3 separate regions of the Homo sapiens genome follow, and all the other regions are linked to region 2. Evidence: chromatin loops called from intact Hi-C (ENCODE). Cell type or tissue: mammary epithelial cell. All regions are shown on one strand. Region 1 holds the start of KLF6 (KLF transcription factor 6). Region 2 has its middle 55 kb from the start of AKR1E2. Region 3 holds the start of LINC02660 (long intergenic non-protein coding RNA 2660).

Region 1 (2,500 bases), 990 kb before region 2:
GGCAGGGAGACAACAGTAAACCCTCCTGCGATCGCTGGAGAGACAATGGGAGGAGTGTCAGTCTCTCTCCCCTCGGGCGATGCTACCTATAAGCACGGGGACCTGGTAAGTTTCTTAAATTTCCAATGCCCCCAAATTCCAGTTCTACGACAATGTCGGAAACCGAGGTCCTTCTTTCCAAACTAAGACTTGAAGCAGTTTGGACGGGCTCATTGTCACAAGACTGACAAGTCACTGGGGTGTACACAGTTTTATTTTTATTTTTCTTGGTCAACAAGAGAAGCAGGGAAGACAAATAAGGCAGATCTAGGGGAAATGTTAGGCATTCCAAAGAGCAGAAAACACATTGGAAATGGTCTACAGTTTAAAAAAGACAAAAATAAAAGAGAGCTGGTCTACGTTCTGGGGGCAAAATGTGATTTTTTTAAAAAACTGTTAAGTACAAGCACCAAGAAACAAAACAAAAACAAAATCCGTTAAAAAAAAACAACAAAAAACAAACAAACAAAAAAAAAACACCTTGGCAGGCAGAGCAAGTTGGTCCCCATGACAAGCTCCAGCTGTGGCGTCTGGAGCGGGGACAGGCTCCGAACTCGTGCCAGGGGCTCGGCCGGGCTGTGCCGGGAGTTGGGGCTTCCCTGGGCGGACGCTGATCGCAGCCTGGAGGATCGATCGGCGGGGGCGCTGCGCCCGCTCCCCCGGTGACAGCGCGGGGCCCAGGCCCAGCGGACCGCAGAGAGCACCGGGTCTGAACCCCAAACAGCCGACCCGGCCCGCGCCCCGGCGCCCGCAGGGAACCGCGGCCGGCTGCGTTTACCTGTTGCCAGTACTCCTCCAGAGACGGCAGCGCCGAGAAGTAGCCGGTCTCGTGCACGATCTGGAGCTCCTGGAAGATGCTGCACATGGGGAGCACGTCCATGTCGGGCCGGGTTGGACGGAGCCCGCGGTCGCGAGGGCGGCGAGGCGCGCGGTGGGAGCCGGAGCCGAAAGTCTCCCCGGAGCGCAGGTGAAAGTTTCATGCAAACTCCAGGCTCGCAGAGACGCCCGGCCGGACCCTCCCGCAGCCCGCAGCGCGCGGAGCCCACACAATATTTGCAAACACCGGACTGACTGCAAACGTAACCCCTGCAAAACTTCCCTATTCAAAGCTCCGCTGCCAGCCTCCCCCTCCGCCCCCGCCTGGCTCCCCCCACTCCCCCTCCCCCCACGTGACTCGCCCCGCGCCCGCCCCGTGCGCGGCCCAATCCCGTGGCTCCCGGCCCGGGGGCTGCGCGCCGATGATGTCAGCTCCGGCCAATCGCAGGCGGCGACACACAGCGGCCCCGCCTGGCGTGACCGAGACTCTCCATCACGGCCCGCACCATTGGCTCAATTCGAACTCTGCTCGTTCTGATTGGAAAGTGGCCTCGCAGGCTATTTTTAGCAGGGTATATAAGGCGCGGGCGGCCGCGCGCCGGAGGAGTCCGCGCTGTGAGGTGCGCGGCCGAGCCCTGCACTGCGCCCGCGGCCGGAGCTAAGGGAGCCGGGGCTGGGAGAGCCGGGGCGGGCCGCGTCGCCTGTCCCCAGTCCCGGTCTCTCTTCCCCGCTGCCCGGTCCCGCCACCCCACGCCCGTCCCGGTCACCAAGCCGGGCCCTGTCGCCGCGCGAGCCCCGGTTCCGGCAGCTCACCCTGCGGGCGGCCGTCCGGTCCCGGGGCCGCCCGGTTCCCCCCCGTCCCCTTCTATGCCCGAGGCCGCCCCGTCCCCAACTGTCCCCTTCTACGCCGGGGGCTTCCCGGTCGCCAACTGTCCCCTTCTATGCCCGGGGCCGCCCCGTCCCCAACTGTCCTCTTCTGCGCCGCTCTGTTTCCCTACATCCCCCTAGTCATCCTCTGTTCTCTAACCTTGGGGTACCCCTCTCTGTCCTCCTCCACCTCCGGGTCCCTCTCTGTCCCCCTCCATCCCTGAGCCCGTCTCCGTCCCCCTCCAGTCCTAGGGTCCCCTCTGTCCTCCGGGCCACCAGAGTGGGGGAGGGGAGCACGCAGGCTCCCCTTGGAATTGGGAGAAACGTGTTTATCTTGTAGAGGGCGATCTTAGCCCTCACCAAGGTTAACAGCTAGGTTTTCCCATGAACGTGTAAACAATTTAGGTGCAAGCCGACATTTAGTGTGTGTGTTTTTTTCCATATAAATTATCTCCTAAAATATACCGTAATGTTCATTTTTAAGAAAAATGTCGAGACTCGAACCAGAGCATTTTAAAATCCAAAATGGAAAACTGAATTGTAACTGTATTATAGTTTTTGTTTCAAAATAGTTTAATGAACATTAAACATTTTGAAAGAATGGACTATGTAAAAAAAAATTAGAGGGTTTTGTATGTTAAGTTTTAGAGGGTCCGGCAGAAGCATGTGGCTGTAAGACTAGGTGGGGACCTTAGTGAGTCTGGAGTGGAGAAAGGAGGTTTGTCTTGTACCTGCGGTATGTGGGCGGTGAAGGTTATGCAGAGTGAATTGACAGTGT
Region 2 (2,500 bases):
GCTCTAACCTCTAAAAACTAATAGTAAATGATACATCAAAATGCTAACCAACCTACAAAACTGAGTACTCCAATGTTTCTGAGAATTATTTGGGATATAAATTTAAAGCTCATATATGAATAAAATTATAATAAACTCATTCTGCAAGATTATGTATTAATCCAAATAAAATATATATTTGATTTTTGAAAATGTCACAACTTTAAAGAATTAAAATTTACATAAGATGAGAGAGGTTTTAATACACAGTTTAAACATTTGGAGGCTGAAATTAACTTTGATTCCAGCATTTTTTGCTTTCTGATTTCAAATAATTATGACGTTTAAAAATAATCAAAATATCTCAAAGTAATATTTTATGTTATAATTGGTTTGTTTTTACTTTGCCGTGAATTAGTATACTAGTTACAAAAATGGAAGCTGATTGGAAAAAAATAGAAAAATGTCTTAAAAACTTTTTGAGGGGTCATTTATTTTTTTAAGAAGTAACATGTATCTAATGCTGTCTTGGATACACTAAAAAGCACTTAAGACATATGTGAATTCACTTAATAAAATTGTTTTCCATATAAATATTATTTAAACTCCCTAAAATATTGTCTTTTTCTTTTCTTATTAAGGTATAAAATTTCTTTGCCTATTTCTAGAATTAATAAACAAGTTGCTATGAGCAACTTGGGAGAAACACAATAAGATTCTTTAAAAACTTTTTTTTCCGTTTCTTTTTTTAAGTTTTCCTGTTGGCCTGACTCATTGTGCTCTCACATCCCTTTGAAACCATATGGGGAAGTAATAAAGTGTGTCTCTTCTTCCAAAGATATGCACTGTTTATTAACTGACTAAGGGAAATACTATGAGCTCATTACTATTTGTCATACATGGTCATTCAATCACATTGAGCAACAGACAAGACCAGGAAACACCCGTGTAAAAGGACAATGGATAATGGGCAGTTTAACAGTTTAATTTTTTATGAGAAAAAAAAGAAGTTGAATATGACCTTAGATAAAATACAAAATACAGCAATAGTAACACTGCTGGCCATTTCTATTCAACAACAAACTCTCTGTTCTCTGCAGAGACTAGGAGGCAGGTACAGGATTCTGCCTACAAATAACTTTCTTTCTTTAGCACCAAATTGTGCCCAGTGTAGCACCACTTATTGTCCAAAGAATTAAAAGCCTTCAGCAGCAGATATTATTATTGTCTTTCAAAGATCTCCTTCCTGGGAATTCCATCACATGTAAACATATGCTTAAGGATTTAGCTCCATCTACAGGAAGCAGAAAATAAAACAAATTATTTGTAAATACAAAGTCCTCTCTGCACACATCCATTTAGATAAGATTGTTTTTGCTTCTTCCAAATGATGCTTTTGGCTGAGAAAGTTCCAGCGGAGAAAGGAGAGCAGTTAGAGTAGGAAATGGGCATATGACTCATCCATTCCTGGGGTTTTGAATCAGAAGAAAATCTGATTCTACTTCATTAAATAAATTTCTATAAAAAGCAGCCATTTATAAAACATGACTTATGAAACATATTGCCAAGGAGGAAGCCTCTCCCAGGATTTTGCAGGGATTTATCAAACAAGAGTCCCTGAATGTTAAAGTTTCAGATAATTCTGTCTCTGGATGTGGGTTTCATTCCCCTTCTTCCCCATAAACTTCCTATCCTCTGAGAATATGTGCCACCCCCCATAACTGTGTCCACTGAGCCAGATCCCAGGACAAAGGGTGTCAAGGAGGGTTGGAGGAGATGGCTTGGGAAAACCTGCCAATATCCTTTCTCAAAACAATGGCAGAAATCTGGGTGCTGTCTTCTTTCCTGCTCCACATTAATTGACAATAAACATAGCTATTTACTTAAGAGGAAAGCGGAAACTCAGAAATGGTTTGGTCACCAAAAACCACAAATGAAATATTCCATTTTCCCCAAAGTCATATTTATCCACTCTTAAACAACCTTCTAAAGAAGAGCGCATCGTTAGTTGGACATGTTAGTCAAGCCACGTCCTTGCCATGGAATGTTCTTCAGAGCATTGAGTGGAGATCATGTACCTCCACATTCCCGGAAGCATATGCCTCATGTTTCTTCATTGAATAATTCAAATCTAAAATTAGGGGTAAAATGCTCTATTGTACAAAGATGCTGCCTTGTTTATATACCCAATTTCCATTTCTAAATAAATGTACAGTAGCTCTGAATGAAGAAACTGCGTTTGGGTTAATCCTTTGTACCAAGAATAATGACTAGGCTCCAACCTCAATCCTGCATGAGTTTATACTGAAACTTCACCATGTGTATGAAACTATACTTACTCATCAAATCATTTTATTCCAGAGTAAGGAGAAGATCTGCCACAAAGAGAAACACCCAACTCTACCCCAGAGATGCTACAATTCTCAAATTCCATAAATTAGATGTTTTTCAGCCTCAAGCCTTTCAAGTCTCCTTCAGATTTCTATTACTTTTGCGTGAACGATAAACTCATAAAATGTAA
Region 3 (2,500 bases), 860 kb before region 2:
TTTTAGGTGTAAATAATCAATGATGTTAAGTAGATTCAATTAAATAATTGTTCAAATGTATTTTGCTTCCTTAGACAAAGGGTAGACATAAACTATACCACGTGGCATAGTCTTTTTTGTTCAAAAAGGTAGTCAGTCTGTCTTTGAAAGATCAACTTGACCTAAAATTGTAATTCAGTGTATCTTCATATAAAATTATTAAATTTTTATCTGCAGAATTATTTTCAACAGCATTGATTGCAATAGTTTTGCGATTATGCTTTCCTTTAGATCATAAGCCAATGACTTCTTCCGTCTTACTTTATGCATAATAGAATTGTTATAAGAGAATTAAACCTGAGAGTACTTCCATTATTGGAAGAATTTCTCCTGTCAGCTTTTTGTCAACTGCTTATAAAACTGTAGAAGAAAAATTATTCTTCAATATACGGTTTTCATTATGCATTAGATGCCTTTAATATTCCTAAGTGCCATAATTTCACATATGCCGTGTGTCACCTGGTGTATGTAAACATGAAATTACTTGGAGATTATTGCATAGTTATATCAAAATGCTGAGCAGAAAAAAAAATGACATCCAATATTCACCCAGGGTTTAGACAATACATTTTTGTTTGATGTGAAAGCATTCATAATTTCATCACAGAAGAGCATTTTTCAATGGTGCTCCCAGATTGCCTGTAAAAGATAATTCCTCCCTTGTGGACAGGCTTCTATCTCATGCCCTCCGCGTGCCGCTGGTTTATCTGTGCAGAGAGGGACACCCAAAGGGGGACAGTGAGCCCACTGTGTCTTTTAGAACCCAAAGCGAGTTACTGCAAACCTCAGGCAATTGAAGTGAATATTGGCTAGCTCAAAAGGCTGTGAAGATGACCACCGTATCTATCTGAGTAATTTTTTTCTTCTGTCTCAGTCTTGAAATCAGGCATGGTTATTTTTATTTTCGGTGTATGCAGGCTTAACCTATGTGCTTATATTCACAATGAACTCTTGAATCGGATCCTCTGTGTTTTGCTGGGGAGTATTCATTCCCCACTTGACCTGCTTTGTTGCTCAAAACTTTGTAGCTCATCTTTGCCTTCCCGTCTGTTTATTCTTGGTGTGGGGTTGTCAAGGAGAAATGTTGGAAGGGAGAGAAGGGAGCAGGCATCATAGATGGTATTACAGGCGGCTGGTCTCTCCTCTCTCAGCCAACTATGAGAACTATTTGGGATTGAAGGAGATAAGCTACAGCAAGTCGTTACTTGTCCTGAATGCACGACCTTCTTTCTTTGAGCAAGAGGACAAACCTGGGTAGGGATCTCTATGATGTTTTCTGCGTTGCCCGTGGACGTTCATCTTTCTGATTTGTTAGCTGAAGATGAGGATCTGGAGCAGGAGCTCGGAGTGCCATTGTTCCATGGGCAGATGTGCAGCAGAGATTGTGAGTGGGGTCTGTTGGGGCGGTCAGGGGGCCCTCCTGAGCTGGCCTCTCTCGCCTGCGACTTCACAATGCTTGTTCTGAGTTCAGCGTTTTCACTGGAGAGAGCTACAGCTGGGAAGTGCTGTTTTTTTCTAGGTGCTCTCAGCTGCTATTACCTCTTCTATCTCTTCCTCTGGAAAAATATTAGGGGCCTTTTTGTCTTAACAGAAGAAGAAGTAGATTCATTCATTCTTTTTTTTCTTTTTCTTTTTCTTTTTTTTCAGACAGTCTCGCTCTGTTGCCCAGGCTGAAGTGCAGTGGCACGATCTTGGCTCACTGCAACCTCCACCTCCCTCCCGGGTTCAAGCGATTCTCCTGCTTCAGAATCCTGAGTAGCTGGGATTACAGGCTGTGCCATCATGTCTGGCTAATTTTTGTATTCTTAGTAGAGACGGGCTTCACCATGTTGGCCAGGCTGGTCTCCAACTCCTGACCTCAGGTGGCCCACCAGCCTCGGTCTCCCAAAGTGCTGGGATTACAGGCGTGAGCCACCGCACCCGGCCAATATTCATTCATTCTTTCTCACCTCTTCCTCCGCTCTTTAAGGTTGAGCTTGCCTGGCCCAAGGCACAGAGTTCTGGGAAGGATGGAAGAGAGGGGAAGGGAGAGCACCAACATCACGGACCGCCTTTCACATCAGCGGCAGCAGCAGTAAAACCCCCAGAAAACCTGGGGTAGGCGTGGGGGTCTGTTTAGATCAGCCCTGGAGGCAGCCTCCCATGTCCCTCCTGGACATTTGTTCACCTTCACAGAACCCACTTCTTTCCCATCGTCTGTTCGGATATCTGTTTCCTGCACCGGGCAGGTAGCACAGCACACTCAGGGGTTTCTCTGACTCACCTTGGCAGCCCCAGCCCTCAGCACACTGCCTACCACTTAGTATTTAGAGAACCTATGCCCTTTGAAAAAAGTAGGTAAATAGTAAAATATTATTTTTACCATTGGAACAAACACAATTATATGCTTGATGAAATTCAAACAGTACAAATGCAAGAAAAAAAAGGCTTGTTAGGTACAAATATTGGAAGAAAAGAGCTT

The links. A loop is a pair of places that touch in the nucleus more often than their neighbours do. Peaks named below come from ENCODE experiments on the same cell type or tissue, not always from the same donor. Only the 100,000 strongest peaks of a DNase experiment are listed, where the experiment ranks them.
Region 1: it touches region 2 in a loop (11-fold over the local background); 37 of 110 quality-filtered maps call a loop at or near these places.
Region 3: a loop joins it to region 2, with 4 times the contacts of the local background. A loop is called at or near these places in 2 of 110 quality-filtered maps.

What each region holds. Positions count from the first base shown.
Region 1 is chr10:3,784,096-3,786,595 of GRCh38, forward strand. KLF6 (KLF transcription factor 6) reads right to left here and starts at 1,114. Exons shown (of 4, transcript NM_001300.6): 1 at 818-1,114. The coding sequence starts at 919. RefSeq lists enhancers at 1-492, 493-1,048, silencers at 654-1,253, 1,504-1,783, 1,964-2,023 and a promoter at 915-1,852. In mammary epithelial cell, no CTCF peak of the experiment used is centred here; a DNase peak (open chromatin) is centred at 1,326; H3K4me3 peaks cover 1,893 bases; H3K27ac peaks cover 2,270 bases; H3K27me3 peaks cover 135 bases.
Region 2 is chr10:4,770,095-4,772,594 of GRCh38, forward strand. No RefSeq gene overlaps it. Among named protein-coding and RNA genes, the nearest start is that of AKR1E2, 55 kb to the right of the region's middle. In mammary epithelial cell, a CTCF peak has its summit at 1,253 (motif pointing left); DNase peaks (open chromatin) are centred at 827, 1,407 and 1,917; H3K27ac peaks cover 2,500 bases.
Region 3 is chr10:3,910,754-3,913,253 of GRCh38, forward strand. It overlaps LINC02660 (long intergenic non-protein coding RNA 2660), which reads left to right and starts at 1,270. Exons shown (of 3, transcript NR_183984.1): 1 at 1,270-1,293. In mammary epithelial cell, no CTCF peak of the experiment used is centred here; a DNase peak (open chromatin) is centred at 1,168; H3K4me3 peaks cover 750 bases; H3K27ac peaks cover 1,913 bases.